7 separate regions of the Homo sapiens genome follow, and regions 1, 3, 4, 5, 6 and 7 are each linked to region 2. A link is a loop called in an ENCODE intact Hi-C map of the cell type or tissue named here. Cell type or tissue: heart left ventricle. All regions are shown on one strand. Links, peaks and the distances in the headings refer to the core of each region. The heading gives the core; the rest is flanking DNA. Region 1 has its middle 290 kb from the start of VWC2. Region 2 overlaps VWC2 (von Willebrand factor C domain containing 2). Region 3 has its middle 150 kb from the start of VWC2. Region 4 overlaps VWC2 (von Willebrand factor C domain containing 2). Region 5 has its middle 140 kb from the start of VWC2. Region 6 has its middle 77 kb from the start of CDC14C. Region 7 has its middle 180 kb from the start of CDC14C.

What was found. A loop is a pair of places that touch in the nucleus more often than their neighbours do. Peaks named below come from ENCODE experiments on the same cell type or tissue, not always from the same donor. Only the 100,000 strongest peaks of a DNase experiment are listed, where the experiment ranks them.
Region 1: it touches region 2 in a loop (9-fold over the local background); 33 of 110 quality-filtered maps call a loop at or near these places.
Region 3: a loop joins it to region 2, with 5 times the contacts of the local background. A loop is called at or near these places in 6 of 110 quality-filtered maps.
Region 4: a loop joins it to region 2, with 2.7 times the contacts of the local background. A loop is called at or near these places in 4 of 110 quality-filtered maps.
Region 5: it touches region 2 in a loop (3-fold over the local background); 6 of 110 quality-filtered maps call a loop at or near these places.
Region 6: it touches region 2 in a loop (9-fold over the local background); 10 of 110 quality-filtered maps call a loop at or near these places.
Region 7: a loop joins it to region 2, with 9 times the contacts of the local background. A loop is called at or near these places in 4 of 110 quality-filtered maps.

What each region holds. Positions count from the first base shown.
Region 1 is chr7:49,485,297-49,489,930 of GRCh38, reverse strand. No RefSeq gene overlaps it. Among named protein-coding and RNA genes, the nearest start is that of VWC2, 290 kb to the left of the region's middle. RefSeq lists an enhancer at 2,541-3,042. In heart left ventricle, for the core only: a CTCF peak has its summit at 2,545; no DNase peak of the experiment used is centred there.
Region 2 is chr7:49,789,200-49,793,833 of GRCh38, reverse strand. All of the region lies in intron 2 of VWC2 (von Willebrand factor C domain containing 2), which reads right to left. Among named protein-coding and RNA genes, the nearest start is that of VWC2, 18 kb to the right of the region's middle. RefSeq lists an enhancer at 1,744-2,728. In heart left ventricle, for the core only: a CTCF peak has its summit at 2,547 (motif pointing right); no DNase peak of the experiment used is centred there; H3K27ac peaks cover 764 bases.
Region 3 is chr7:49,625,001-49,629,634 of GRCh38, reverse strand. No RefSeq gene overlaps it. Among named protein-coding and RNA genes, the nearest start is that of VWC2, 150 kb to the left of the region's middle. In heart left ventricle, for the core only: no CTCF peak of the experiment used is centred there; no DNase peak of the experiment used is centred there; H3K27ac peaks cover 2,033 bases.
Region 4 is chr7:49,850,092-49,854,725 of GRCh38, reverse strand. All of the region lies in intron 3 of VWC2 (von Willebrand factor C domain containing 2), which reads right to left. It also overlaps a transcript of ZPBP not described here. Among named protein-coding and RNA genes, the nearest start is that of VWC2, 79 kb to the right of the region's middle. RefSeq lists a silencer at 3,499-3,793. In heart left ventricle, for the core only: CTCF peaks have their summits at 1,877 (motif pointing right) and 3,603; a DNase peak (open chromatin) is centred at 1,339.
Region 5 is chr7:49,630,276-49,634,909 of GRCh38, reverse strand. No RefSeq gene overlaps it. Among named protein-coding and RNA genes, the nearest start is that of VWC2, 140 kb to the left of the region's middle. In heart left ventricle, for the core only: no CTCF peak of the experiment used is centred there; no DNase peak of the experiment used is centred there; H3K27ac peaks cover 1,708 bases.
Region 6 is chr7:48,998,968-49,003,601 of GRCh38, reverse strand. No RefSeq gene overlaps it. Among named protein-coding and RNA genes, the nearest start is that of CDC14C, 77 kb to the right of the region's middle. In heart left ventricle, for the core only: a CTCF peak has its summit at 1,900 (motif pointing left); no DNase peak of the experiment used is centred there.
Region 7 is chr7:49,097,464-49,102,097 of GRCh38, reverse strand. No RefSeq gene overlaps it. Among named protein-coding and RNA genes, the nearest start is that of CDC14C, 180 kb to the right of the region's middle. RefSeq lists enhancers at 213-753, 754-1,295. In heart left ventricle, for the core only: a CTCF peak has its summit at 2,315; no DNase peak of the experiment used is centred there.

The sequences.
Region 1 (4,634 bases), core at 233-4,232, 300 kb after region 2:
AAATCCCCTTCTATTCCCATTTGTTTATATATGTAAAAAATTTTTAATTAATCTGAACTGATTGAGTTGAAAATATCTTTATACATCTCACTGAGGAATATATTTACAAAGTAATTTTACTTTTAAAACCTATTTTGAATATATTTACATTGTTTCAACAATTGTGAGCCTGTAATAATTGAAAATATATATCAATCCAGAAGATTTGCTTATTATTTAGTGCCTCAAGGTCTTTAAAAATTGAAATTTCTATTTATATATGTAATTTTTCAGATAAAAGGATGATAACATAAAATAAACTTTCAGGACCAAAATATATTACATTGAAATGTGGTAGATGTAGAATAAAAAAGTTGTGTAGAATAAAAACAAAAACAAAAGATTTAAATTCATTGCATAGAAAAATAACTTTTTCAAATAAATTTTAGACGGGTGATGTGTGGGTAGTCATATACTATGGAATTTAAGTTCCATTTGTTATATTTAAATGATATATGTGATTATTTTATTTTCAATATTGGCAATTCTAATATGCCAGTCATTGCATTTTTGCAAGTTTTTAAAGGCATGAAGATTTAATTTTTTAAAAAAATTAAATTTCTAAAAAATATATAATGAGTATGTCATTTTTTCAATGTTATTTTATGATATAGAGAGGAAAATTTATAGACCGTAAGTCTAAATGACTTTTGACAAGTTAGAGTAGCTCTCCTAGCCTTAGGTCTCTTCTATAGCCTGTTATACTTGGTCACGTTTGACACTTTTTCTAGGAGGAGAAACTTTTCGTCTACCTTCTTATTTCAGTTTGGGGGCTTGCAAATTAAACTTTCAGAAGACTGATTAACAAGAGAACAAAAAAAGATATTTAATTACATATGTGTGCATGGGAGTTCACAAAGAAATGTGATTCTGAGGAGGTGGTTAGAATATGGGGCATACACCATTTAAGTAAGGATTGTGGAGGGGCAGAGTGGCACTTCTGGGAGAAAAAAAAATGGCTTTTGGGAAAAATAAATGGGCCCTTAGAAGATTAGATTAGAAATATGATAATTTTATGACAATGTCAGTTTAGGTGATTTCTTATCTGAATGCTGACTTAGGTGTGGACTTCTCTTTGTTGATAAAAGGGTACTGAGTCTTTCCTGGCTGTGAAATCCCCAGGGAGGGGATTTGTGACAGTTGAATTATTTGTGGAGGCTTTGCTTTTAGGGAGATAAGGGGACTTCAGAAAAAGCCTCTTCCTACAGCTGTTGATTCTCAAATATCGTCAGCTTAACATAATCTTTATGCCACTGTGGCATATTCTGGGCCCCTTCACTCTCAATATTTTCTTCATTTCTTATATTCACCATATCTGCTTGTCAATGGTATCGTTGGTGCTAATTGTGCCCTAAACTATGTGTACAGCAGAATCGTCTAGGCAATTGGAAAAAACAAATAAACAAACAAAAAAACAAAAACAGACTCCCAAATGTACAACAAAGCTCATTAAAGAAATTCTCAGGGAGATAAATTATAAGTGAGAGAGTGAAAATTGTATGTATTAATAGTTCCCTTAATGAGCATAGGAGGTCTAGTGCTGGAGAACTGACCTAAACAGTCAATCAAAGCAACAGGTTTTTTTTAAATTAAAAATCTCATGATTAGTCAGTTTCTATAACAGCCTGTTCACTGTAGTTATACTGTAGAATTTATAGATATTCATTTTGAAACACAAACATGTACCACAGTCATTTTCTCTTCAAACAATAAAATTAGATTAGATTTTATTGAACCGTAACTTTATTGTCATAAGCAAATAAAAATGAAAGAGTTCTTAGAAACAAACCACATTGTAAACTAAAAATAAATTCCTAAACCCCTCAACAGACAGAACAGACCCCCCTCTTGGTCAAGGGGACCCTAGAGAAACCTGAAAATCTGACTTTTTGGCCGTGACAAGAAGGGAGGTTGAATGCGCCTCATTAAACTCCCTCTCTCTGGAGTTTAGGCTCAATCGAGCAGCATTAGTGTTAACATAGAGATGATAAGGCTGACAAAACAGACTCTTTCTGGCAATAAGATACCAAATTATAAACAAGACCTAAGATCATGCAAGGCAAGGGTTAAGTCATGCCCTCCAAACCATAAAATCCTGTTCGTTTTTGTTTTGTTTTGTTTTTTATAACCCAGTATAATGTGGCTTACTTTCCACCCTGACTCAGGTATGGCATTGCATGACAGGTAGCAGACACCCTTATCTTAACTCAAGCATTCGTTTCCACTGACTTCACGTGTTTTAGACAAAGCCTAACTCTTTCAAGCAATTGTCAAGTAAAGAATCCCTAAAGCCTACCTATGACTTGCAAGCTCTCACTTGAACATGTTCCACCTTCTTGGGCTGAACAAATGTATGCCTTCCATGTATTGATTTATGATTTTACCTGCAAGTTTGTCTGCCTGAAATGTATAAATCCAAACTGTAACCTGACTGCATTGGGCACATCTTTTTAGGACCTCTTGAGGCTGTGTATCCCTGGGCCACAGTGACTCCTATTGGCTCACAATAAACCTCTTTAAAATATTTCACAGTTTGTTTTTCTCCACTAAAATCATAAAATCATGCTTATCCTAGATGGAGAAATTAGAACAAAGGAGAAATTGATTTCAATGCCAGGAGCTGGAATCCATTTCCTATTCAAATGCTTTTTATCCCTGGGAATACGTTGTTTTACTTCCCTCAGCTGTCCACCTGAGGGGCAGATGTTGAAATGCAAATCAGTGGGCAGGGAAGAGAGACTTTCCTGTTTCCTGCTTTTAAGTGCTGATATCCTTTGCCTTGTTTCTGTAGCAAAGCTCTCCTTAAAGGAAGGATTACGTCTGTTCACTGTTCCCTACTTTAATATATCCTGGGAGGGATGCTGTTTTACCTCTTGGAAAAAAAAAATTAACCATTTGTGTAACATTAAAGCTTGAGCCATTGTAAAGATAGTATACACTAGAATCTTTACTGACTTTTAAGAAAATTAGTCCTCAGTGTCACTAATGTGTCCTCTCCCTTATGTCATCACTGTTAAGATGTTGTCAATAGAATAAACTTATATATAGTGACTGTGAGAGGACAGTCATGGGCTATCCAAAATTCAATCAGATATCATGTAGCCCTGAGAATATAGAAGAATGATAGGTTTCACTGTGTTCAAAAATCTTTAGACTCAGGATGAAAAACATTTCTACTTCGTAAGAGCTAAAGAAATGTAAAATTCAACCAATCATAACATGAGTGGCAGGTGCGCCCTGCTGTGGGTAGGTGACTGAAATCTGGGGCTATGTTCCACCTCCTTAGTCACTGGAATAGAAATATAAATAGAAGTCAGCATGTCCCATCAGAGTTACATAAAATGGTCTAGTCACAATTTTTTACTTTTAATTAAATGCAATTAACTAGATTGTTGTTACTTTTGTAACTGGATCCTTCTCTTTTAAAAATGAAAACATATACAATTAAGAATAGATGAATTTAAAAGAATCAAAATCAGTTAAGATCTCTTCAGATCAGAAAGAACTGGATGTTAGTTAGCATTTTATAAAATCGTGATGTTTAAAAGAATTTAGAAACCCTATCAAATACAATTTTAAAATATGTATTGAATAATCAGTTTAGATCTGTGAGTTGTAAGCTAATTATTAATGTATAGTACTGAGTTATATAATTAAACTTTGAGTATAAGATACATTTAAGTAAACATAAAGTATAAACCATATAAAATAAAAACTATAAGTTAAATTTATTAAATTTAAAACATTTAAGCTCTTGAGAAGAATATTTTTGGCTACAAAATTCAAATACATAAGCTAGAAACTAAACATGAAATTAAGTATAAAAAGATTTTAAAGGTGACTAACAAATTTTGTAAATGGAATCAAATATTGAAATGCTCATTTGAAGTGATTACTAAAATGTGCAAGATTTATAAATAGAATATTTTATAAATTGAATGTTACATATTAATAAATATCTAGCCTTTTGTGCCTTTAGCAACTGGAATACTAATTGTATAAAACAAAAATAAAGCTCTAATTACACTTCTCTGTACAAAATAATTTTCAGGGATAGTAAAATCACACATCAGCATATGTAAGAGACTGTTAATCCAAAAGAAGATATTTCTCCCTCTCAGAATTTGGGAGCAAACTCAGAAATATTCACCTTCTAAAAATTGTCTTATCAGAAGAAAGACTGTTTTGGCAAAGATATTTGCAAAGTTATTATAACAGACAATGCACAATAAACACTATGTGCCAGGAAGCAGGTTAAGATTGTCCAGATATTTATGAACATAAAGCCTCACAACAGTCCTATAGGGGTAGATATTATTCTTCTTCCCATGTAACAAATGGCAAACAAAAGCATAGTGTAGTTAAAGAAGTTTCCCAAAGACACACAGCTGCTGGGAAGTAGAACTGGCTTGCAAACTGTGGTCCTCAGCACCATCCAGTTCTGGTAGTAATGAAAGCACATCATATCACATCATTCCTTCATGGACATAGAGGTTTCTTTCATTGCCTTGAAGAGGACCAGACTCTTTACCTAGGTCTGGGACCAGAACGTCTCTTGGAATGCCCCAAGCTAGTACTCTTGTTCTGAATGACAG
Region 2 (4,634 bases), core at 427-4,426:
CTCTGTGTCCCTTCTCAGTTGGTTATTAACTTTGAAGTGAAAAAATGCATGCCATTTATATGCTATCTATCAAAGACCTAAAGCCCTAAGAGTTTGCAATAGAAAAAAGTTAGAAACAATTGACCATTAAGAGAGTGGATAAACACATTGTGGTGTTAATCAGATGGAATAATAGACAGCAGTTATAAATTAATGAACAAATATGCCTGTGACAATACAGATGAATCTCAAAAACATAAACAGGAAAAAAAAGTTGCAAAAGAATATATATGGTATTATGTTGCTTCTATCAATGTCAGTCTTTGAAAACACATGTACACACAGGTGTTGCTTACAGATACAGGCTCATGAATAAAATAAGAAAATCAGTGCAGGAATATATGTAGCAACTTCACTGCACCAGCTACTTCTGAACAGAAAGGAAAGGGGACAGGATGGGATGAATGAGAGGGCAGGTTTGTTTCTATCTGTACACTTCAATTTCATTAAAAAAAAAAAGAGGGTTAGAAACAAATGTGACAAAAAAGTGGCATCCAGTGATGCCTGGACAGAGTCTGAATATTATTTAGGCATATTTGATACATTTTAAACACACATTTTAAAAAATCTCACATATGAATTTGTTCCATATCAAAGGTCATTTATGAAGTACCTGAAAAATGCCAGGAAATATTCCAAATCCCACTGATCACCTCCAACCAGTAGCCATCTGATGGAGGATTTTAGTGATGCTTTACTGGGCTGCAGCTCTTCCATAAGAAAGCAAAGACAGAGAGTGGGATAATTAGCCAATTTAAAGTTCTGTCAGGGCCTCTGGGAGCAGCTGCCAGGCATCTTAACTGTAAAGGAATAAGCACGAGCGTTGTCCCAGATCTAGAGACCCAGGTAGGCCATGAGACGTGGGAAACTTGGTCCTGGACCTCATACCTCAGCGTGCCCTGTAGCCTCAGGCAAGCCCCTGACTGCCCGACATCACAGTACCAAGATGAGATGCACAGGAGGAATCCCACGTTCCCTTCTCCCACTGAAACCCCATGAGGCTTCCCCAGGGAGGAGGCTGTGCAGTGACTCCAACATCTGGCCTCCTCCAGCCAAGCCCGAGGGAAAATGCAAAGCTGGACACAGCGCAGATGGGGAGACCTCTGGCCGCCAGGACAGGAGGCTTCCAGAGCAAGGGTAGGAAGGGTGGCCAAGGAAACAGGAGGAAAGACAGTGTATGTGGCAACAGTACAGCAATTCTCAGGAAGAGAAGCAGCTCTAGAACTGGACTGCGCCATCCCCAGCCAGTCCTTTTTCCTTCCTGAGCTTCCATGTCCTCATGTTAAAAAGGGGAAGGAGGAAGTTACCTGTTGAACCCACTGGGGTACCAATCCTCGCAGTCACTGCCTGGTCACAGGAGTGCAGAATCAAAGGTGTCTAGTGCAGCGTAAATGCACACAGCGGGAGAGGATAATCAAGCCCAATTCTGCCCCTGATTAACTGTGGGACCCTGAGCAAGTTATCTGAAACTTGTGCCTCAGTCTTTTTATCTGTAAAATGAGGATGGTTAAATTGCTGTTGGCAAAGTGCTTACAGCGGTGAGTGGCTCATGATGGACACTCCACAAGGATGAATTACAGTCGTCCGCTGGTATCCATGGGGGACTGATTCCGGGAAACAACTCGGATACTAAAATTCAAGGATGCTCAGGTCCCTTCCAGGTGGCCCTGCATATGTGGCATCTGTGGATGTGGAGGGCCAAATGTGCTAGTAGTCATGGCAGAGAGAAGGACAGTATTTTGAAGTAACGCCTGTATATTTCTTTCTCACCAGTGTTTCCCTTTGGCCCTTCCACCACTGCACCTACACAAAGAGGCTAAGCCTTGGTTTTCTAGAGAGCAGACACAAGTAAGTAGAACAAGTAACTACATAATTGCTGTGCTTTTAAGAATCATGAGGGCCAGGCTTTCCAGGAAGACAGTGGCCATTATCAGTACTTCTTGAGCTTGATTTTTACAGACTGAGAGCCAAAGTCTGGAGGTTCAATCATAGAGTGGGAAGAATTAAAGAATGTATAACAAAGGAAGGCGAAGCATCTTCTTGTCTGGAAAGAAGGACCCGAGGGAGGAGGATGGAATGAGGGCAAAGCCAAGGGGTCAGATGCCACCACCCTGGCTTGAGTCAGCCTGGAGCTGGTGGAGGGGGCACTCAGAAAAATGGCCGTAGGTTTGGGAGATAACTCCTGAAAAGCTGAGTCACTTCCCAGAAGTGATCAGATTCCTGACTGCCCAAAAGGCTGGGATATCCCAACAGAGACAGAAACTTTAACAAGAACAACTGTTTTCAGCCATCAGCAAATATTGGGAGCCATGGAAGGAAAAGCAATGTTCTAAACTAAGAGGACCTCCCTGTCTGCACATACCACTTTTGTTGTATTCATTTTGACCCTGTTACATGATTATTTGGATGACCTCAGATTAAGAAGTTAGTGAAAGGCATGAATGACAAAGCAGTCTCTCCGCGTAGCCCAGGACAAGCAGCCTCCCCAAATCATTGTCACAGTTCTGTCACCAGATGGCGAAAGTGCCTTTTCTAGCTGCCCAATTTATGAAAACCTGTTTCCAGCTCACACCCTTAGGGTGCACGTAGAGGCAAGTCACGAAGTCCCTTCCATTTATACAGTGTAGTCTTACTAGCTTCTGATAACCTGTAACTGTGTGATTTCAGAGCTGGAGGAAAATGCTGAAGTGATTCCTTTCAACTCTGCTTTTTATGGAGTGAAAACACACCCACAGGTCTGGTGACTTCTTGAGGCAGGTCTCTGCCTGAACTGAAGTCTGGTCATACCACAGGGCCAGTGATAGAAAATGTTCATTAATAAGTACTCAGAATCCACAGGCATCCTGGAGCGCAAATGGCTCTGCCTGCACCTGTCAGCCCTCCTCACCACCTATAAGAAACCTGGAAAATGATGTCTTCCTTTCAGCAGTCACCTGGAACTAAACCTCTCCCCCGTCCTTGTTCAGGTTTCTTCCCTGAAACTGTCTTATCAAACTAGCACAGGACATGGCCAAATTCTCCCTCCAAACTTGACAAGCAGAAGGGCCCTTGCCACCTGGGGACTCTGGCCCTGCAGCCTGAGTCCCCGACCCCCTGAGGGCTGGGAGGTGCCCTGCCATGTGATGTCCCTTCATCAATCCAGGAAGGCACAGAAAGGCTCCCCACCTAGCTCCCTGCCCCTCTCTACTTTCTCCCTCAAAAAGAGAGCTAATTCTAATGTGAAGTGAAGTTGATCCACAAGCTACCTTCCAGCCTCCACCACAAGGATTATAGCAACAGAAACTAAGGACAGAGAGACGCTGCTGCCTGTGCCATTCAGAAAAGAATTTTTTTTTCTGTTCTGTCTTTCCACTGTCTGTCAGAGAACAGATTTGCACACAAAGGGATTTAATTAAGAACTGTCCCCAGAGGCTGTCAGTTTCTGAGTCTCAGTAAGAAGACAACTCCACATACAACACAATAGATTAAGAATACTGCAGCCTGACAATCTGAGGCAATACAGCTTTCTTCTCGGGCACCACAGACAACTTTTCCTTCTTTATGGCTTTAGCTTCAGGCAAGACCCTTGTCTACTAACATCTTTTAAATCCTCTCCTGAATAATTCCCTCACATTAATACAGATCAACAGGAACTTGCTAGGTCAATTATGCGGGGGAAAAACTAGTGGCAGGGTTTACACTTCATATTTACTTGGTTGCAAACAGCAGAACAGCTAGGAGGAGAATGAGGAAGACCTCCTTCTTTGCTGATGGTTCAGACCTGATGGGCAGTCTGGAATCTGCCAGCTTGCCTAACAGATACACAGTCAGAAAGGATGCAGCCAAACGTGCTGGCGGCCTGCACCCCCGCCTCTGCAAGGAGCCAAGGGGCCGTAGGGCCCCCCGGAGCACCAGGGCCAGTGCAGGGAGCGGCTTCTCACTTCCCACCTGGGAAGCATGGGTGACGCTGAAATCTTTGTAGAATTATTTTGTAGATAATTGGCTCATTTATAGATTCCTAAATTAAGCCCGTAAGAGAAAGAAAGTAATGTCAACTGCATCTGACCACCTGTTTGGGGAGAGAAGAAGGTTCCCTGACAAATTTTGAAAGATATTCTCTTCTTTAAAAACATTGGAAGATCAAAACCCTTTTGTTTTAAAGAATTACAGCTAAGTAATCCTTGGGAGAAAAAAGAGAGCTTAATTTTTACTTCATATATAAATGACTAAAATAATGTCTTCCTAAGAATAGACTTTTAAAAGACAGGTGTGACATGGGGATTAGTTCTCTCAGGGATGACAAATTCAAATTTCTTCAGGGACCAGTCAAGTAAGAAAATGAGGCCATGAACTAAGTGTGTAATAAGGAGTGGTGGGGACTGTGGCCAATGGGGGGAAATGTTAATGCAATGAAACCACTATGCCTACTTCATACACACACTCACACTCACACACACACACAGCCACATATACACTCACACGCACCCACACACACCTACACCCACACTCACACACCCGCTCACACTCACACTCTCACACACACCCGCTCACACACACCCACTCCCACACCTACACTCTTTCACACACTCTCCCACACTCACACACACACACCCACA
Region 3 (4,634 bases), core at 269-4,268, 160 kb after region 2:
TTAGGAAAGCTGAAATGACATATTCCCACTTGTATTGCTTTGGGAAGAGTGACAGAATTGAAATAAACTACCACCATTTAACCTTTAAAATGAGGCAATTTGTAACAGGTGCAGGGAGGGAGGAAAGAACATGGACTTTGGAGGCAGAGCTGTGCTCCAGTGCTAAAGGCCAGTGTGGCTTGTTCCAACACCTTCAGGGAAGTTGCCAAATCACCCCAAGCCTCAATTTTTACATCTGCAAAAATGGAAACATGACCTTGTTTCCAGTAACATAGTAAAATGAGCTACTACAAAATATCTCCTGTTCACAATACATAAATATGCTGGATAAAATCTAATGACAAAACCAAAACTAAAATCCATGGCTGGGTTCAAGAGAAAGAAAGAGAAGTTGAGGTGCCAGAAATAAAGTCCTTTAAAACCAGACTTGAGAGTTGAAGACCTAGTGCTACTGAATTATGAGGGGCCAGGAGTAGGAAGAGAATGTGGGTTATATAGGAATAGGGGCTTGACCTTCCAGCCTTGTAGCAGGAAAGTGAGATGCATTAAAAAACTGGGTGCCCACCCATGGCTGCAGTAGGGACATATGTCTACAATGACCCCAAGTGTACCTGGTGGGGATTAAAATTAAAGTAGGAAAATAGGAATTTTAGATACAGACAAACACACATACACCAATCTTGGAAAATCAAAAAGTCACAACAAAACAGTATTCTATATTATTAAACTTATACAAACATGCAGTAAAGGAACAAAATATCCAAAAAGTAAATACACCCCTTCAGGTAACTCTAGAAAGGGTGAATAAGTTGGGTGATGAAACTCATCTGTGTATGCAACATTTTATTTTTTCAAAGGAAAAAAAAGGAAGTAAAGAAAGAAGAAATGGATGAAAGGAGAAAGACAGGAAGAAAAGGAATGATCTAAAGTAAATACAGTAAAATGCTAATATTTTAAAAATCTAGGTTGTATGAGCAAGAATTTTTAAAAATTATTTTTAATGTTTTTTCTATAAGTAAAAATATCTTATATTAAAAGACAAAAAGATGAAACTACCTATTTTTTGAAAATACCTATTTTTGTAATGATTGTGATTATGTGTTTTATATGTAATATACATCATGTAATGAGATATATGTATATCACAGTGGATATTAATATTACATATATACTTAGAAGATATATATCATTTACACCAAGTATATCAGTATATAAAAAGTGCAGTTTTTTGATCCTATATTTATTTCCATAAAGGTTAATGATTTTTACCCAAATTTATCTCTTTCTTTCAAGGATTCAAACTACTGCAACTTTTGTAAGTTCTTAAAAAGACACCAGAAATAAACTAGACAGGGTTTGCAAGCTTTGGAAAGTCCTCCAGTGTGGGGCAGGACCACACTGGTCACCAAAAAATAGCAGCTCTGGGCTGGATGCCTGGGCCTGAAACCCAGCTCCACTGCCTGTTAGCTGTATGGCTTCTGGCAAGTCCCTTCACCTCCCCACACTTTAGTTTTGCATGTGTAAAATAGCTGTGTGATGGTATTTACCTCAAAGATTGTTATAAAGATTAAATTAATATATTAAACTTGGAATATGGCCTGGCACATAGTAAATACTATCTATATATTATTGGTAATTTTAATTTTATTTATTATCATTATTATCATTATTTTTATTTGAGGCAGGGTCTTGCTCTGTTGCCCAGGCTGGAGTAGAATGGTGCAATCACAGCTCACTGCAGCCAAGTCCTCCCAGGCTCAAGTGTTCCTCCCATCTCAACCTCCCAAGTAGCTGGGACCACAGGTATGTTCCATTAAAGTGGGCTAATTTTTGTATTTTTTGTAGAGATGGGGTTTTGCCATGTGGCCCAGGTTGGTCTCAAACTCCTAGGCCCAAGTGATCCTCCCACCTCAGCCTCTCAAAGTGCTAGGATTACAGGTGCTGGTAATTTTAAAATAATAATTAAAAAAAAATCCACAAAGTGAATTTATTTTCACAAATTTAGAGAGATATTCACATATTACTTGTGTTGGACAGTCAGTGGCTACTGATGCATTAGATAGTATTTAATGGATAAAGAGTGTTGTCCTCCAGCACTTTGGGAGGCCGAGGCGGGTGGATCATGAGGTCAAGAGATCGAGACCATCCTGGCTAACACGGTGAAACCCTGTCTTTACTAAAAATACAAAAAAAAAAAAAAAAAAAAAATTAGCCGGGCGTGGTGGCGGGCGCCTGTAGTCCCAGCTACTCGGAGCTACTCGGGAGGCTGAGGCAGGAGAATGGCGTGAACCTGGGAGGTGGAGTTTGCAGTAAGCTGAGATCGCGCCACTGCATTCCAGCCCGGGCGACAGAGCGAGACTCCGTCTCAAAAAAAAAAAAAAAAAAAAAGAGTGTTGTCCAAAAGAATACCAGAATGGCTAAAGAGTAGAAAGGAAAGTTTTCCTGGTGATAACTGTTTGTAAACGAGGAAGAGATAGTTTCCCACACATGCCAAAGTTGCTCTCTTCAAGGAGGGAAAGGGCAGTTGGCTTTTATGCCTCACAGGGCCCATATCACGCAATAGAGTCTTAGATATTCCATGGTCTTTAGGGAAAAGCCTAATTTATGAGGGGAGCTGAGCACATATGCAATGAGTAAACTTGTATGTAATATACATCTCAGGTTCAATTTCTGATGGGGTTTTAGCTTTAAAGTAAAGTGGAATTTGGCTGTTTGCATCAAAAGATGGACCATAGGACACAAAGACAGTTTGTGCACCATCTCTATAATCAGGCTGAAACTGGCTTAAGTCTGCAGCTGCCTGTCAGGAAAGGGTGTTTGTCAGGCTGGTCCTCTGTCCATTCGCAGTTGTTGTGGTCTGGACTGTAATTCAGCGTTAAGACAGGTTTGATCATTCATCTGATAGCTCCTATTGTTAGGCAGTTTAGCAAGCATGTGGTTTTTCTTGTAGCCATAGGAATTTAGGGAGTTGTCATGTCAGTCAATTCCTGAACCCTCAACCTATTGGTATAGGTAATGTTGCTTCTTTAACCTTGCAGTCCCTCTTAGTTGATAAAGGGGCATTTATTTTGGTCTCTGAAATCACAAGAGAAGCACTCCCACAAACAGCTCCAATGCTTCTTCCAGCCTTGCTCCTCCTGAATTCTCACGTTTTCCGCTGGGAGCCGGGTCTGCTGAGCTGCCAACCTACTGCCATGGTGCAATTTACCATCTGTGTCAGCTCATCGTGTCAGGTTAAGGTGGAAACGAATAGCAATACCTACTCTCTTTGTTGTTAAAAATAGGGAAATCATTCCTTCCTGGAGGTTAAATAAGACCAAGTAGTGAAGCAGTCAGCACATTGCAGAGTGGTACACACATGGCGGGGTCTGGTGTTTGAATCACCACCTCTTTGTCTGGAGACCTTGTCCTTTTATTTTCCTTGCCTGCTTTTTATCTCATCTTTCCAATAAAGGAAATGAAGGGTGTGATGTTCCCCTTCCTGTGTCCATGTGATCTCATTGTTCATTTCCCACCTATGGGGACTGTAGTGGGGTGGGGGGATGGGGGAGGGATAGCATTGGGAGATATACCTAATGCTAGATGACGAGTTAGTGGGTGCAGCACACCAGCATGGCACATGTATACGTATGTAACTAACCTGCACAATGTGCACATGTACCCTAAAACTTAAAGTATAATAATAAATAAAAAAAAAAAGGAAATGAAGGGAAATAACATGAGAAGACAAGAAAAGAGATGAAAACAAAAAAGGAAAAGAGAAGAAGAGACACGACTCAGTGATGTTTTCCAGAATGGGCTGCAAGGCCAGAGGTGTGCTGGTGGGTTTGAGCAGTATTAGTAGGCAGTTGGCTCAGAACATGGTCCAGTGACAACATTCACATGTTGCTAAAGCGCCTCCTTAGGAGAAAGCAGTTACTTTCTGGCTTGTATTTTGCTTGCATTGTGTGGGGTCTACCAGATGAGAGGTGGACACCACGAGCTCTGCTTCCACAGCCCCCAAGTCTGTTCTCTGAATTCCTGTTAATCAAAGACTCAAAAATATCACTCTGAAGGTCAGATTCTTCTTAGCCTGCATGAGGAGCCTACTATATCTTAGCTAAGCCCTAGATCCAATAATGTATAAAAGCAATTAAATCACATGAAGACCTTTGAATGGTTCTCATCCTATTTGGAGAAACGGAAAAGTACATGGTGACCTTAGTACAGAGTGGGGCTGCAAGCATTCTTTGAAAGTACCCAGAGGAGGGTCACACTCTCTGGAGGTGTGGGAGTTCCAGCCCAAATCATAGGCAGAAAGCCTGACATTTTACAAATGCACTGAGTCACTCCATAATGTTCTGTGAACTTTCTTTTTGAATTTTCTGGATTGGCTCTCTACAGTTCCTAAATTAACAACCAACAAGCTAGCTTTCTCATTCCCCTTTTGCTGAAGGCATCCAGTCTCATTATGTCTATTTATAACAACATAAAATCCTTCTGTGAATGAGACTAATAATATAAAATGTATCAAAGTCATGTCCAAGGACTGCAGGGCATATTAATTTGCTTCCATGGGTTTTAACTTGGCAGTTCCCATTAACATTAATGGGATTATTAGGTTAAAATGCAACATAATGAACAAAGAATAGTTA
Region 4 (4,634 bases), core at 365-4,364, 61 kb before region 2:
GGATCTAATTAAACTAAAGAGCTTCTGCACAGCAAAAGAAACTACCATCAGAGTGAACAGGCAACCTACAGAATGGGAGAAAAATTTTGCAATCTACTTATCTGACAAAGGGCTAATATCCAGAATCTGCAAAGAACTCAAACAAATTTACAAGACAAAAACTAACAACCCCATCAAAAAGTGGGCAAAGGATATGAACAGACACTTCTCAAAAGAAGACATTTATGCAGCCAACAGACACATGAAAAAATGCTCATCATCACTGGCCATCAGAGAAATGCAAATCAAAACCACAATGAGATACCATCTCACACCAGTTAGAATAGCGATCATTAAAAAGTCAGGAAACAACAGGTGCTGGAGAGGATGTGGGGAAATAGGAACACGTTTACATTGTTGGTGGGACTGTAAACTAGTTCAACCATTGTGGAAGAGTGTGGCAATTCCTCAAGGATCTCAAACTAGAAATACCATTTGACCCAGCCATCCCATTACTGGGTATATATCCAAAGGATTATAAATCATGCTGCTATAAAGACACGTGCACATGTATGCTTATTGCGGCACTATTCACAATAGCAAAGACTTGGAACCAACCCAAATGTCCATCAATGATAGACTGGATTAAGAAAATGTGGCACATATACACCATGGAATACTATGCAGCCATAAAAAAGGATGAGTTCATGTCCTTTGCAGGGACATGGATGAAGCTGGAAACCATCATTCTCAGCAAACTATCGCAGGGACAGAAAACCAAACACCGCATGTTCTCACTCATAGGTGGGAATTGAACAATGAAAACATTTGGACACAGGAAGGGGAACATCACACACCGGGGCCTGTTGTGGGGTGGGGGGAGGGGGGAGGGATAGCATTAGGAGATATACCTAATGTAAATGACCAGTTAATGGGTGCAGCACACCAACATGGCACACGTATACATATGTAACAAACCTGCACGTTGTGCACATGTACCCTAGAACTTAAAGTATAATAAAAAAATAAAAAATTAAATGTTTTTAATGCTCCTAAAGAAAAAGGATGCAATAATAAATGACAAGAAGAAAAACAAACGTTCATAAACATACTTTATGTTACGTAAAGTATGTTCGTAAACATACTTTATGTAAATTCTTTCATTTAATCTCATTATAGGGTTTATAGTCTACCGTGATAAAGAAAAAAAAAACCAAAAACTTAGGACCTATCTTATTCCACTCTGTCTTTTGAACTGTAAGACACTGGAGGGCAGAGATGGGGTTTGGGTCCCTAATATGCCCCGATGCCCAGCAGAGCTCCTGGCACAGAACAGATAGGCTGGCTGCCAGCATCTCCTGAGGCCAAAGACCAGTCCAGACTTCAGGCATGACTTCCTGGGCCTGGGGAGGGACAGGGGTGTGCCCCCATGGGCAAGTGCTGGGGGCCGGCCACAGGTTCCTAAGGGAGACTACAGTCATACCTGATAGGGTCTGCCATGCAGAACATGCCCACTCCACACGGCAGCAAGAGCCTGACCACGAGAGGCCTCACCTTCAAACTGGGATCCAGAACAAAACCAAGTCCACCCCAGTGACTGCTCCTGTTCAGAGCCCGCAGCCCTGCCCCATAGCCTGGGAGCCTGCCTTCAGCCTGCAGCAAGAGCTGGGCATGCTGCCTTCCTGTGGCCTCCGCTTCTGTCCTTGGTGCAGCTGTTGTTTTTAATGTGTGGGGTGAGGAAGAGGAAAGGGCTCTGGACTGGAGTAGAACTGTGGTGATAAAGGACTGGATTTGTTTGGAGGCCTAACTTCTCCACACTCATTCTTGTAGTTACCCAAGTCCACAGAGTGCCCTGGCTTTACAGAAGCCAGTTTCCATCTGCAACTGTAGTTCAAGGAGCCAGTCACTAGATGGAGACGGAGTCCAAGTCATGGCCAAATGTTCCTCACATCTGGGAGTTTGAGAGCAGAGGGAGGAACCAGGGTTTGGAAGAAGTTGATTAAGACGATCACTTAAATCCCGCAGATTTTGATCTGTAGGAGCAAGGCCCGTCCCCCATCCGTCACACCAAGGTGGTAGGGCTCTTTCTGAAGAGGGGAGGTGAGACATCACCTTGCACCCACCCCTCACTCCTCACAAACATCACTTCTCAAAAAGCCACAGAAACAGGAAAAACCACTAAATAGCATTATCCCCAGGTATGATCTTCGGCCCTTCTGCCCCCCCAATTTTAAGAAGTATAAAGGTTAGTTTAAAGATGGAAAGAAATTATCTCCCTAAAGGGCTAGGCCATGCACAAATCAGATTTCTAGCAAGTGCAAAACAGCACCGGTCACCTTGTTAAGGAGATGAGTGAACAGGCCAGGACAACCACCAGCTCATGCCTGCCAGGCCTCTTCTTTGAACCAGAGCCTGCAATGTCATCTGCATGCATGTCCTTGGTCCTTGAAGAGCACAGCCACAGAGCCACCATGACCCCCTGATGCTCCAGGGTCACTCACCTGGAAAAGGAAGAGCTTTTGAGGCTGGACTTTTGATGCAGGCCATGTTAGTAAGGGTCTGAGATAAGGCAGTGGCCACAGGGCAGAGAGACCAGCTCTGGCCTGATGACCGACTCTCCAGAAAGCAGACACAGGTGGTACTGGTGCCTGCTGGCCTCTGTCGGGCTCCCAGCATCCTGACTGCTCAATACAGTTATTGGTTTAATCCGGATTAAATCCGGACCCTAGGCTGACAGCAGTGATCTACAGGGGATGAGGATGCCATCTTCACTGCCTAGCAGTCCTTAGAACGGGAGTGGGAAAGAGCCCACTGAACTTTAGAGATCCAGTGTTGTGGGTGTGAATGCTCTGTGGGGTCTGGCCATTTTGTAGTGGACTTTTTTTTTTTTTTAGACAGAGTCTTGCTCTGTCTCCCAGGCTGGAGTGCAATGGCGCAAGCTCGGCTCTGCAAACTCTGCCTCCTGGGTTCAAGCGATTCTCCTTACTCAGCCTCCCAAGTAGCTGGGATTATAGGCGTGTGCCAGCACGCCCAGCTAAGTTTTGTATTTTTAGTAGAGACAGGGTTTCACCATGTTGGCCAGGGTGGTCTCGATCTCCTGACCTCATGATCCACCCGCCTCGGCCTCCCGAAGTGCTGGGATTATAGGCATGAGCCACCACGCCTGGCCTGTAGCAGACTTTTTATTTCAGAGTTGGTCCCAGAGCCTGGACTCTGTTCACTCACACACTGTGATGTGGCACTGTCAGATCTGCTGGAGCACTTTCAATATAACATTGCGCTAAGCAAGTGTCCCCTTTCCTGTGGGCAGACATCCTTAAGTGCCCGTCTGCTATGAGCCAGGCTCTGGTGTTTAGCACCAGAGTGAGTTGAATGGTGGCTCCCAGAATGTCTGTCCACTGAGAACCCATGAATGAGGCCTTATTTGGAAAAGGGTTTTTGCAAATGTAATTAAGAAGGGTCTGGAGATGAGATCATCCTGGATTACCCAAGTGGCCCTAAATCCAATGACAAGTGTCATTATAAGAAAAGGAGAAGACACGGGCACAGAGAAGAAGACCACATCAAGACGGAGGCAGAGCCTGCAGTGAAGCCTCTAAAACCCAGGAAGCCCAGGGTGGCGGGCAGCCACTAGGAGCCAGGAGAGAGGCATGTAAGGGAGCAGCCGTCGGAACCTCCAGAAGAAACTGACTCTGTGGGACCTTGATCTACTTTAGACTTCTGGCCTGCAGAATTGCGGACGAGTAAACTGACATTCCTTAAAGCCACTCAGGTTCTCAGGTTGTGGGATTTGCTGTGGCAGCCCCAGGGAGCTAATGGAGCCTGGTGCCACAATCACTTCACACAGCCTTCTCCACAGGGAGTCATCCTGAGGTGCGGTGTCCACTATGGCCAGCACAGTGCCTGACCAAATGTAATGGCAGTACATGCTTGCTGAGTAAATACACGGAGCTCACTGTACCCATGATGTAACTGAGAGTTATGCAGGGTGAAGTAATTTGGGGAAAGTCACACAGGTGAGATATTGGAGACCAATACATGAACACAAGTTGTCTGACACTGGCTTTTTTCCAGAAGATGGCATTACATCTCCTAATCACAAACAGTTGATCCTTTAGGTAATATGAAATTAGACATGGTCTGGCCTACTAAAAACTGATGAGGCTGCTGTGTGTGGACATCTTGTGAGTTCATGCATGCACCTGTGAGCTAATGCTCCTCTCCTCTTTCAGGACCTCCTGCAGAGCCCCTGTCCATCTCCTTGTGCCTAAGCTACCACTCCTTCCATAGTTCCAGGAATACTTGGCTTATAAGGATGCCACAGGAAGACAGGAGGCCTCTTACACTGGATGTGAAGCTATGTCATGGCACTGGCCAGTTTTGTTCATCTTGGACTCACCAATGGAACTGGCAGATGGCAGGTGTGTTAAACAATGTGACTTAAAATAAAGGGCAAATTCCTAGGTGATGATGTAATTCTAGGTCCCTGGTGTGTGGCATGAAGTGGACAGGTTACTACAGTCAAACCTTCATTGATGACAGACCCTATCTGACCACTGTGTTGTGGTACTATGCTCAGTCTTCCTGAATACTGCGTTACAGCACTGTGCTCTGTTTTCCTGCAGCACCATGCTATGTGCTAGGCTTGGTTTTTC
Region 5 (4,634 bases), core at 432-4,431, 160 kb after region 2:
CTTACTTAATTCTTTTATTCTCACTTAATTCTTCTTACTTCATAAGCTGGTACAGGTACAATGACATTCATTTAAATAATTAAATTCCTCTTCTATGTTATAGTTTCCATTTACTGCCTCAGAAATCAGACTATACTAATTCATCACAGAAGGAAATGTAATTAATTGTTCCGATTTAATTTTAGTTATGAGAGATCTAGTGCTAAAATGAGACCCTACAGAACATAATGCTTGAGGAGAGAGAGTAAACGTTAATGTTCTCATTCCTCTGTGTCTCAAAAGAACTTTGGTTTGATAGTTGCCTACTCTGTAACAAGAACTGTGTAGGGAATTTCACACACATGATCTCAATTTTTGGTCACAGCCTTTTGTGAAGCTGAAGCAGTTGTTATCATTTCCATTTTCTAGATGAGGAAACAGGATCACAAAAGTCAAATAATTAGAAAGTGGAGAAAGCAAGATTTGAAGGTATATCTCTTTGATTTTAAAAGATGTTCATTTCTATTTACGATTGTCAAAAATAATATGAATACAAAAGCCTGTGATGTTATGAAAATTTTATGACAAATAACACATGTTTATGAATGATAGGATAACTGTAGGGCTCTGTGGGGTTGGCAAAAAATGAACAGTGTAACCTCTGCCATCCAGATAATATTTTTAATTGATAATGTTCATTACACATTTTAAGGAGAATACTAAGCTCAACAATAGGTTTTATGGAACTCCATAATCACTTTAGAGAATGAGGTGCTGCAACTTCAGGAACTTGGATCCTGATGTTAGCCTTAGGTGGGATAAGGGCTATGGGCCATCTCCAATGGAGGTGTGAAAAGGTGTGACCCATTCTGCCTGCGTGGGAGCAGGTTGCTGCATATGGATAAGTGTGTAAGGAGGTCTGTGTATAGGGATCTGAGTGTGAAGAGGTCTGTGTATATGGATCTGAGTGTAAGGAGGTCTGTGTATATTGATGTGTGTGTGAGGAGGTCTGTGTATATGGATGTGAGTGTGAGGAGGTCTGTGTATATGAATCTTGTGTGAGGAGGTCTGTGTACATGGATGTGAGTGTGAGGAGGTCTGTGTATATGGATGTGTGTGTGAGGAGGTCTGTGTATATGGATCTGAGTGAGGAGGTCTGTGTATATTGATGTGTGTGTGAGGAGGTCTGTGTATATGGATGTGAGTGTGAGGAGGTCTGTGTATATGAATCTTGTGTGAGGAGGTCTGTGTACATGGATGTGAGTGTGAGGAGGTCTGTGTATATGGATGTGAGTGTGAGGAGGTCTGTGTATATGGATCTGAGTGTAAGGAGGTCTGTGTATGTTGATGTGTGTGTGAGGAGGTCTGTGTATATGGATCTGAGTGTAAGGAGGTCTGTGTATATTGATGTGTGTGTGAGGAGGTCTGTGTATATGGATCTGAGTGTAAGGAGGTCTGTGTATATTGATGTGTGTGTGAGGAGGTCTGTGTATATGGATCTGAGTGTAAGGAGGTCTGTGTATATTGATGTGTGTGTGAGGAGGTGTACATGGATGTGAGTGTGAGGAGGTCTGTGTACATGGATGTGTGTATGAAGTCTGTGTATATAGATCGGAGTGTGAGGAGATCTGTGTATATGTGTTTATGTAGCTCTTTCTATATGGTTTTTTATGTCATAGGCAGCCCACTCTGGTGGTGAGAGGATCAGAGATTTTCAAAAGTAAAGCATCATCTACCTCAATGTGTGTCTTGCCTGAGAGGATCAAAATACAAGCTTTGGGAAAACTGGCTAGCAGTAAACGTTAACAATTGCAACTTTTTATTACATACCAGGAGGCAGATCCCTACATCCCTTATTATTAATTTCCTCCGCAATGGATTTAGGGTAAGAGCATATTTAACTTGCTGGCATTCAAACTCAAGAATGTTTAACTTGAAACTTATGCTCTTTCCTTCTGCCCTGCTGAGTCAAGCACTTTGTCCTTGGGGTACCCATCCAAATCCTGGAAGACAGTTGAAGTTTACTTAGACAGAAGCAGCGGCCCTGCCCCACCAACAGACTCCTACAGCAATTGTGCACGTCATGTTGGCTGACATGCATTAAGTAACTTCTGCATACAGGGAGCAGGTGGGTGAGGGAGGTGGGTGGGAGTTGTCCGCATCATAGACGGTCTTATGGATGGGGATGCACTATAGTTTTCCAAAGTGTTAAATACTAACTGCTGTTGATGCAAAGATAAGGCGCTGGGTGCAAAGAAAAGATGAAAAGATTCAACCCTCTGGAAGCTGAGCGCTTCCTCTTGCTGGACAGACAGGAGACTTGGCCTCTCTGCAGGTGTCCTTAGCATATTGTCATTGGAAGCAAGGCTGGTGTGGAGCCCATTTGCAGCTCAGGCCCCTGGTAGGGCAGACCTGCAAGTAGTGGGGGCATTACAACTCCCACTGAGATGGCCTCAGATTGCTGGAGTGGACACTCAATACACTTAGTAAGTTTAAAAAAGATTCATTAAGCTCAGAGGAATGCTTGCTGTTGGGAAACCTGGAAGAGATGAGTGCACCTTGTTCGTGGCATCCCTTTTTCCACCCTCTGGGCGGGGCTTAAGTTCTGCTGGAGTGTCTCCTGCCCAGGCACTTCATCAGGCCCGCTCCTCCTTGGTTGTCTTCCTCACTTCTGTGCTCTCTATCTGAGCCTTTCTTCTGACTCTGGGTTCCAGTGCTTGTCTGATCTCTTCCATCTGCATCCCGCCTGCTGCCAGCAACTTTCTCTGCTGCTGGATTAATTCCCATTTCTATTGTCTCAGTGACCTCAGGCAGGCCTGCAATTCAGTGTGGTAAAGAGTTTGAGGGTTTTTTCTTTCTTTTTTTGGTTCTTCTGTGGGAACAAGAACACGCGTATGCACAAACGAATTATTTTTTACAAACTTACGGAATTAGAAAACAGCTGCAAGGATGATTCCGGGATTAGGAATAATCATATGCATTTGTTGGAGTAGAGAGGTCATCTTAATATGTGCAGGGTGCCTGACTGGGTGTCCAAAGCCAAGTGATCATTATGGTCCCGTCCTACGGCCTTGGGGACTCTGAGAGCACTCACCCGCTCTCTGCCTTGGCTGCTTTTCTTCAGAGCCAGGTGAGCCTGTGGGTTTATCCCCAGCAGTCCTGGGAGCTCAAGTACAATCTCACTCTTTTCTTTTTTTGAGAGTTGTATTTCTTTTAGTTATCTTTTCTGGTGTCTTGCTCTTCCCAAACCCTCTGAACACTGTCCTTGGGTCACTGCCAAAGAGATTGTCAGAACAAGATGCCCAGTTCCCTTTTTTGGAGGTGCTGCCCAAGTACACTTGAGTCTTTTCTTTCCTGAACTACCATGACTTTCAAATGGATTCTGTCCAAAGTTAGCATGTGATGAAGACATATTTGCAGGCCACAGTTTTTTACCTGGTCAGTTAACAAGGCTGAGAGCTCAATCTATAGCCTTTTAACAAATTATCAAGCAGAAAGCACAGGGGGTTTGCTGTAATTGGGTTTGGATTATGAGTCCATGCTGCTGACTCATGATCCAGAAGCAGAGGCTGCAGGAGCCCCCTTTCACATGCTGTCTTTCCCTGACTCCACAGCAGCCCAGCCTGCCAAGTGAGGCTGCACACCTAGGGCAGCTAGTCCTGGCTTCCCTGTTTCTGTCTTAGCTGTTTTTGACAAGTTTTCTTCCCTTGCACATGTCTTCTAGAGCTGTGCTGTCTGTGCTGTGTGGTATGGTCTATTAACCCCCCCACCCCCATTGCCAGCCTACACTCAGGACCAACTACACTCTTTTTTCCTCTAAAACTAATTTCTTTCCTTCTCTCCTGTTCAAGGAAGCTGCAAGCTCTTATCGTAACTGAAATCTTATTGAATTCACAGTAAAAGTGCTAGGGTGTAAAGTTACTCTCCAATATGAAAAGCAGTGAGGCACATAGACGTCAAGGAGCTCTATAACATTTAAAAAAATGAATCCTAATCAGTTTGTGGTAGGGGACAAAACAAAAATAGAAATCTTATTTTTAGGAACTCAATTATCTTCCTCCAAAAATTCATGTGCTGAAGTCTGAACTCCAAAGTGACAGTGTGTGGAGATAAGGCCTTTAGAGTGGTAATTTAGGTTACATGAGGTCATAAGGTGGGGCCTTAATCTAATAGGACTGTTGTCGTTCCGAGAGAAAGAGCCATCACGGGTGTGCATGCATGGAGGAAAAGCCGTGTGAGGACACAGAGAGTGGACGGCATCTGCAAGCTGAGGAGAGAGGTGTCAGGAGAAGCCAACACTGCCCACCCCCGGGTCTTGGATCTCCAGTGTCTAGAACTGTCAGAAATAAATTTCCGCTGTTTAAAACACCCAGTCTGTGGTATTTTCTAAAGGCAGTCTGTGAAAACTAATACAGAAATCAACTTCTAGAAGGATTTTTGGGAAGGATATGGACCCTGAGTAGGCCAGGGAAACAACTTAACATTAGGGGTTACTAAGAGATGTTTTCTGACACATGGTAGACCCTAAGTATTTGAGGGATAGATGGGAGGATGGGCATTTGGATGGAGGAATGAATTACTTGGACATTGATTGTCCTAACAAGAAGAGGAATATCTCCAAGGATCATGCAAGGCACTCTCCCAAATAAAAGTGT
Region 6 (4,634 bases), core at 331-4,330, 790 kb after region 2:
GATAACTGACTTTTATTTTTATTTTAATTTAGAAGTCATCATATACTGTTTCCTTGAACTTCCTTCAAAAGCCAATCTTCAAGAAATTAACTGATGTTTGGTGTAATAAAAAGTTCATGGCTAACTAACATTCCCAACACTCTCTATACTATATTCTTGCAAAAAAAAATCAAATTTATCCTAAAAAGCATTTAGAGCTCATTTATACTGTATCTAAAATTAAAAGGATAGAGGAACATGATAAATGCCCCCATGAGAAAAATTGACTAAAACTGCCTTCTTCAAGTTTACATCATGAGAAAGTACATATAAAAGCACAGAAAGAATATATTCCTGTTTAAAAAAAATTTAACAGAAAAATTCACTGGGGTGGGCCTATATACCTTCTTATTTCTAATAAAGATATTTATTTTGACGCAAAATGTGAAAACTGGTTGGATATTAGACATTAGTAAAGATTAATTGCAGTTTTGTCAGTTGTGATAATGGCATTATGGTTGTGTTAGAAAATGTCCTCATTTTTTGTAGATGAATGTTGAATTATTTAAGAGCGAAACATTATAATACATATAATCTACCTTAAAAATTTGTAGCAATAACAATAAATAAATCCAAAAGGATAAAAGAAATATACTAAAATTTTAACAACTATAAGTTGCAGGTTGTGAGTCAACAGAGCTTCAATTATACCCTTGTCTCTAATTTTATATGGGTTTAATGTTTATAATAAATAAATATTCTTTTAAAATACTCCTGAGTGTTAAAGCAGGGTAAATGGGTACTTAGAATTCTCCTAAGTACACAATGAAACCTATGTAAAGAATGATGCAAATCATCAATAGGTAGAATTGACTCATCCATTTCTGCCTGATCAAAATTAGCTTAGGGATTTGATTATAATTGTTAGGTTGGTACAAAAGTATTTACAGTTTTTGCTGTTGAAAGTAATGGCAAAAATGGCAATACCAAACTATAGTTTTAAAGGAGAGACAAAATTATGTCATTTAGAGGAGCTTGGAAAGACAGAGATAAGGCAAGTAAGGGAGTGTGGTTACATATTTCATAAAACTAATCTTCAGAAAAATTAAGTTGATCAAAAACATAATCAGCAAAGCTCAGGCCCAGGGTTCAAATGCAGGTTAACTGGCTCCAATGTTCCTGCTGCATCCTCTTCCGTGTTCCTGTTTCCCTGAAAACATCATCTTTGCACAGTTTATAGTACTACATACAATAGTGCAGTTAGAAATAAATAGATATACACAGGAGAAAATGTGTAGTCAACACCCCAATAGTGTCAATGGGTCATTAGGACAAGCCATCTGATCCTGGGAGGGATGGCTTGAATTGGCACCCCTCTGTCTCAACAGCGATGTTGAGCTGGTTGCTTCTTAGCTATAAAACATCCTGGGATTGTTTGGGATTTTCAGAATAAAATGAATAGGATAGATATCAGAAAAGTAATGATGGCTGCAAATAGACATAAATCAGAATTCCTCACACAAATAGAAATGAGTTGGCAGGAATTTGGAGTGAACCCCAAAGAAGGAACAAACCTGGATAAGAGTTCCCACCCTCTCAGGGTGTCATGCAGGTCAGGTTGAAGAGAGTGTGGCTATGACCAGCTGGATGGTAGAGGGTTTCACAGAAGTGGCCCAGGCCAAAATGGCAAGCAGAAAACCAGTCATTCAGTGACCAGCAAGACTCTGGGAAGCCATCTACTGTTTTGCACTGAAAAGTGAAACTTGCTGTGAAGCCTCTACCTGGGTGAGGACAGTTGCCACTGGGTGCAATGCAAGGAGCTGTCAGTCAGGCACCACAGGAGCAGGATGGGGGAAGCACACCAAAACCCGGAAGATAGCATCTTCCTGGGACAGTGTCTCTCCAGCACCCTCTACTGACAATGTTTAGCATTGTGCCAGCTGTTAAAGGAGAATTGTTCACAGGGTCCAGCTCCAAGTGTCCCAAAGCAGGGCAAAGGATTTAGAGCTGAAAGGCAAAACATGGATAACTGACACACATACCAAAATGACCTAAATGATACTGCTTCAATAAAGCAGGCCTACATTATCATATTCAGTGTTAAACACTTTATCTTTCTTCTACCTCTGTGTTTAGTTTGATATCCTTGCTGAATTATCTATCACCTCCACTGTTTTACAAATCCTTTGAGAACAAAACACGTGTTATCTTAATTTTTTGCAAATATGCAGACTTCTAACCACATGAATTGTACACAGTGAGAATTCACTAAATGTTCGTAACTGTGAGGTATAATAAGCTAATGCTATACACACTTTTTAGAGTTTCCAGTGCCTTTTTTCTTACCATATAAACAGAGGAAATTATATACTAAAGCAAATGTGATTTTTCACGTGAATGTGTTTTGGAAGATTTATTTTTTAATGTTTCAATCTCATCAATTTTAGGCAAAAACTTAAAAAAAATTCTGTTACTCTTACTATTTTTCAAAATTATCATGAACCAAAAAATAAAGGGGTATTGTCAACGTGATAGTCTACATAAAGTCATTAGAAGCTGCGTTAAACATTTCACTAGAGGTAAAACCTTAGTCGGGTTTGTATTTTTCCATAACAGTGTCCTGCTTTGCCCAGGACACCTTGCCCCTGCCTCAGTCCTGCAGCTCTGGTCCGGGGTCTTGCTCTTGGCAGTCACTCACGCCCTCCTGCTTCCTCCTGAGAGAAAGGGTGGGGCTGGGTGAGTTGGTGTGGTACCTCTGTGTTCTGTTGTATTGAAAAGGGTTTAGTGCCCTCTGAGAAAATCCTTATAAATTTATTACCACTCCGAATTTTCTTCAAATCTTTTAGTTACTTAAGACACTCACATCTCCTTTACCTTATCAACCTATATTCTTTTTGAGGGTAAGGCCTCTGGCTGGGATATTATATAATGAAAATTTGATTTGCAAAGTTTATTATAAATGCAATTAAATAGTAATTGTTATGAAAACTTTTCCCAATCCTAAAGAAGTGTGACACATGTATTCTCTGCCATGATTAAGCATAGTGTACTTGGTGAATATTTGGAAGGTCTATCAGAGGAATAGGACAAACGCTGGTTTTGAAATGAGTAGACTGTGGTTTTCAAGGCAAACCCAGTTCCTTTGAAGCTCAAATTATTCATTTCTAAATGATAATAATGATAATTTATCTGTCCACTTCATCAAGTTTGTGTGAATATTCATATATCTAAAGAATATGAAGTTTCACTAGTGCTGCATTCCACAAATCCAGGAACTTTTAAAAAATTATAAAAGCAAGATTATTCTAGCTCCAGAGCACCAATTTTACTAATAGTGGAAAACTTAATTTAGTCTAATCTGGTACACTTTGTCTTGTTCTGTAATTCTTAACTCAAATTCAAATATCATTATCTCAATCACTGTCCAATTCAAAACCTGCTTCTCACGGATTTCTTCCCCCTTCTCAAGGGTTTCCTCTTTTACCTCTTTTAGAGATGCTTTCATATTATGGGGCTTCTGAGTTTTTTGGGGAATAAAGTGGCTGTCACAAAATGAGACTCAGAGCAGCAGCACAAGTTGCATATTTGGCTGCTGTGGTCTTTACTAGATGACCAGGCTGCAGTGACAGCTACAAACAAATGAGGGACTAGAGAGGTTCCCTGGCCATCATTTGAGTCAGTCTGATATCGTGACCACTGATGTCTGAGTGTGGCTTCAGATCATGTTGTGCCCCCCACCTTGCAGGTGTAGGGGACAAGTGGGCAGCAGCTTCCAGGCACAGCTGCTGGGCAATGCCTTGGTGCCTGCTCTTCAGATGACATTTCAAGCTTCTCACCTGCAGAGGAGATTCAAGAATCTGTACCATAATTCCAGAAATGTTTCTTATATTCACTCTTCAGGAGTGGGGATTGGAAGCTAGATAAAGACACACCCTCTAAGTCTGCTGCTCCCTATTCAACACTCTTTGAGAGGCAACAAATGAACAAACGTCCATCTTCTACCACGTACCTTGTTTCAGAACTCTTTCGTGGTTTATATCTAGCTCTCCAGCATTGTTGAGTAGAACAAGATGTCCTCTAGTTTATGTGTTTTCCTGATCATTGTTGATTGGAAAATTGATAGTAGATTCTAACACAGTAAGTGGGTCCCAGGAGGGTTTGACCGGGGAGGAGGACAACGTAACTCTTCATTGGAAGCTTCATAGTATTGCCACAGAAATATTGCATTACAACTGAAAATGAGACAAGTGAATGCAGTTTGGAAAAGGCAAGATTATATAAACCTAACAAATGAAAGTGTGCATAAATAGATTGATTAACATCAAAAATATGTTGTACCAAACACATCTTCATTAACAGGGGTCAGAGATCAAAACAATGGTTCAGAATATCTACTTAGGGTCATAGAAATCTTTATACCATCCTCTAATATATATGTCTGAGAATGGAAAAACAGCTCAAACTCTTTTTTTTCTTTGCTCTCACACCACAACAATAATAAGCATCTATGTAGAAGAGTTCTCTGAACAAATGTGTAGGGATTTCTCCCCACCCACAAGAGGGCAATAATTTCTGCAGCAGACACCAGCTAGGTATCCTCCAATTCAATTCTGACATTATCTATCTGGAGATAGTAGCAGATCCCACAGGTAGAG
Region 7 (4,634 bases), core at 167-4,166, 690 kb after region 2:
AAGCCTATATAGGAAATAAAGAAAAGCCCTGTTTTGTTCACCATTACTAGTGAAAGCATCAGGTGAAAAGAATTTGTTTTAAAGAATCTTATTATACGACTTTGAATAACTTCCTAAAAATCTCTCAAAAAATAGTTCTTCGATCTCCAGATCTCTTCTTTTGATCATGATATGAGATTAAAAACCAATTAAAAGCTTGGGATTGGCAAAGATTTTTTTTTAGAAAAGACAAAATATATTGACTCTAAAGGAAAATTGGTAAATTGGACTTCACTAAAATAAAAAAAAAATCTGCTTTCTAAAAAACAAAAGAAAATATGAAGTACAAGTACAGATTGGAAAAAAATACTTGTAACACATAGCATCTGACAAAGAACTTGCATCCAGAATAAATAAAGTTATAATTAAATAATAATAAGACAAATAATGTACTCACAAATAGAGGGGCAAAAATTTACAGGGACACTTTAGAAAGGAAGATATATAAATGGCCAATAAACACATAGAAAAATGCTCACTGTCATTGGTCGTCAGATTGAATTAACTCACAATGTTCTGCCTGTGCATATTCATGAGATGTGGTAAAATTTTAAAAGGCTGACTTTCATGTGCGTCCGTGTGAAGAGACCACCAAACAGGCTTTGTGTGAGCAATAAAGCTTTTAATCACCTGGGTGCAGGCTGGCTGAGTCCGAAAAGAGAGTCAGCGAAGGGAGATAGGGGTGGAGCCGTTTTATAAGATTTGGGTAGGTAAAGGAAAATTACAGTCAAAGGGGGGTTGTTCTCTGGCGGGCAGAGTGGGGGTCACAAGGTGCTCAGTAGGGGAGCTTTTGAGCCAGGATGAGCCAGAAGAAGGAATTTCACAAGACAATGTCATCAGTTAAGGCAGGAACAGGCCATTTTCACTTCTTTTGTGGTGGAATGTCATCAGTTAAGGCAGGAACCGGCCATCTGGATGTGTAAGTGCATGTCACAGGGTATATGATGGCTTAGCTTGGGCTCAGAGGCCTGACACTGACAATAACAATTTTGATGAGGATGTGGAGCAAATAGAACTCATATATTACTGGTGAATATATAAAATGATACATCCACTTAAAAGAACAATTTAGAAATTTCTTACAAAGTTAAACATATCTTTACATAAGAATAAGCAATTCCACCCCTACCCCAAAAAAGGGAAAACATATGTTCACAAAAATAATTGTACATGAAACTTCACAGTGGCTTTATTCTTAATACCCTCAAACTAGAAAGAACTCAAATGTCTGACAACTGAAAGGATAAAAGCATTGGAGCAAAGTCCTACAATAGAACACAAATAATAAGTCTAACAGGATTTAACTACTGATTCACAAAACTACATGGCTGTATGTTAGAGTTTTTTTTTTTAATTTTGTTGTACATATACCTACTTTCTGCTTGATACCAATCAGAGGAAATAAACAGTAGTTCATCCTTGAATGGCAAGGAGAGTAATTCACCTTCACCATCTTGCTATAGAGCAGTGTTAACTCCTGATCTCCTGTTATTGTAGAAGCTACAGAGACTTTGTGTATTTTTTCTTTGAAAAAGTATCACATAAGTCCATATTATAATAAAGTCCAGCTAATTGGTGAACTAGGAGTAGCAGATATGTACTCTACATGACTCAAAGATTGATACACCTGAGAATCAGTCAGGTGTTTGGAATCTAGTCCTCTCCTGCATTGCCAGTGTAACCCCTGTTCAGGTAAAGAACAGGTTGTTGCAGCTTGCAGTAAGAAAGATAGTGGTGTTTATCAGGCTTCAAAAAGTTATGGAAGCAGCATAACATTTGGAAATATTGAGGCAACCTATTCACTGAGAGATGCTTTCAGCCTCAAGTGGGTCCAGTGCAAGAGAATGCTCTGCAGCATACCTAGGCTATAGAGCAAGTTGCTCTGCCACTTGAGCCTAATGGCCAGAAGATCGGAAAATGCTAACGATGTTGTAGGAAATGATGTTAAGTGAGTCTCTGACAAGCCCCAGTGAGACCGGCACATACTTCTCGAGTTCTGGTGCAAGGTTATGCTCTGCTTGAAAATCAGCTCCTTGTGTGTCACTGACACCTAGTAGAAATTAGGCTTCTGATGGAAAAAAAAAGTTACTTTTCCCTGAACTGTCTTGTCCATCATGAGCTGTGTGTTTTTGAAACTTCTGAATCATACTTTAGACAGGTTCAATAGCAATCTGCTGTATAATGAAATACAGTGTCAGGCTCTAGGCTTGAGCTGGTTCAAAAGACATAAGTAAATTAAATAAATAGGTATACCAGACTCCTACGCCACCTAGAGAGAACTGGAGTCACTGCCTCTTGTTCACCCACTTTAGTGGCTTTATAGTTAACTGATAGAGACTAAGGGATGGCCCTAAATGAAGTGGTAAAATAAAATTTTCTCAAAAGGGAGATCTAGGGGACAATACACTTGGTGTCTACTCTGTCTGGAATGTTAGGTGACCTGCAGCATGCAAACACATTGGTACAGCAGTGAATTGTTTGGCTGGTTGGCCAGGGGTATAGAAAGGGCAAGATCAGAAGATTGGTGGCAAGAGATCTATAGAAGAAGCATGGATGGCCATATGGTGGAAAAGGTGTGGCTCTGAGTGTCCCTTGACAATGTCCACCACAGGGAATACCTAGCAGATAAGTCATGCGGTGACCCAAAGTACAGAACGGCCAGTCTTGTGGATGTTTTCTAGCCTCTCTGCTCAGCTACTCCATGGCTTTTGCAATGCATCCATGAGCACGGTGGTCATAATGAAGAGATCCACAATTCTCAACAAGTATGTCTCCCCAGAAGTTTGGATTTGGGTCTGAGACATTTCAAGTCTCGATCCATGTTAACATCTTCTGCCTGTCACTGACTGAGCCTTAAAGTACAAGAAAAGATTGTGAAATTGGCATGCTTTCAAAAACAATCAGAAATGGCAAATGGACAACTGGCCATTGTGGCCATTGTGTTTTCAATAACTTTTGTTTACAAGTTCAGTTTACCTCTCAGGCTATGTTTAATCTCTTCCCTTGTGCACCATAAGAATCTCTTTTGTAACTATGATAATACATTCTTGTTTATTTTTAACTTTTCTTACATTGTAGTTGTATATATTTATGGAGTACTTGAGATGTTTTGATATAGGCATGAAGTGCATAATTATCACATCGTGGAAAACGGGGTATCCATTCCCTTAAGCACTTATTTTTTTTGTGTTATAAACAATCCAATTATACTCTTAGTTATCTAAAAATGTGCAATTAAATTATTATTGATTATAGTCACCTGTTGGGCTATGCAACTATCTCTTCAGTATACTGATTTCCTTTCCTTTGGGTGTGTACCCAGCAGTGGGATTGCTGAATGATATGGTAGCTTTTAGTTTTCAGAAGAAGTTCCCAACTGTTCTTCATAGTGGTTGTACAAATTTACATTTCCCTGAATGGTGTAGGAGGGTTACCATTTCTGCACATCTTTGCCAGCATTTATCATTTGGATATAAGCTATTTTAATTTGGGTGAGATATGTCACTATAGTTTTGATTTGCATTTCTCTGATGGTAAATGATGTGGATCACCCTTTCATATGCCTGTTTGCCATTTGTATGTTTTCTGTTGAGAAATCTCTATTCAAATCTTTTGCCCATTTTTGATCAGATTATTAGTTTTTTTTTCCTATGGTTGTTTGAACTTCTTACATATTCTGGTTATTAATCATTTGTCTGATGGGTAGTTTAAAAATATTTTCTCCCATTCTGTGGGTTGTCTCTTCACTCTGTTGATTGTTTTCTTTCCTGTGCCCAAGTCTTTTTTTTTTTTTTTTTTTTTTTTTGAGACAAAGTCTCACTCTGTTGCCCAGGCTGGAATGCAGTGGCGAGATCTCTGCTCACTGCAAACCCTGCCTCCTGGGTTCACGCCATTCTCTGCTTCAGCCTCCCGAGTAGCTGGGACTACAGGCACCATGCCCGCTGCCATGCCCGGCTAATTTTTTGTATTTTTAGTAGAGACGGGGTTTCACCATGTTAGCCAGGGTGGTCTCGATCTCCTGACCTCGTGATCCACCCGCCTCAGCCTCCCGAAGTGCTGGGATTACAGGCGTGAGCCACTGCACCCGGCTGCTGTGCCCAAGCTTTTTAACTTAACTTTTTAAGCCTGAGCTCTATGTTGGCCCCTTTTAGCCATAGCTGAAGCTAGAGCAACTGGAATGCAGGGCACCATATCTCGAGGCTGCACAGAGCAGCAGGGCTTGGGCCCTGCCCACAGAACCATTTTACCTTCCTAGGCCTCCAGGCTGTAATGGGAGAAGCTGCCCTGAAGATCTCTGAAATGCCTTGGAGACATTTTCCCCATTTCTTTAGCTATTAACATTCGGCTCCTTGTTACTGATGCAGCCGGCTTGAATTTCTTCCCAGAAAATGCTTTTTTATGTTCTACTACATTGTTTGGGGGCAAATGTTCCAACCAAACCTTTATGCTCTGCTTAAGACTTAACATGATTTGTCCATATTTGCTTTGGTTGCCTGTGCTTGTTCCTTTATAAATTACCCAGTCTTGGGTAGTTCTTTATAGCAGTGTGAAAATGGACTAGTCCACTACCCCTTGCATCAGCATGCCCTGAGTGG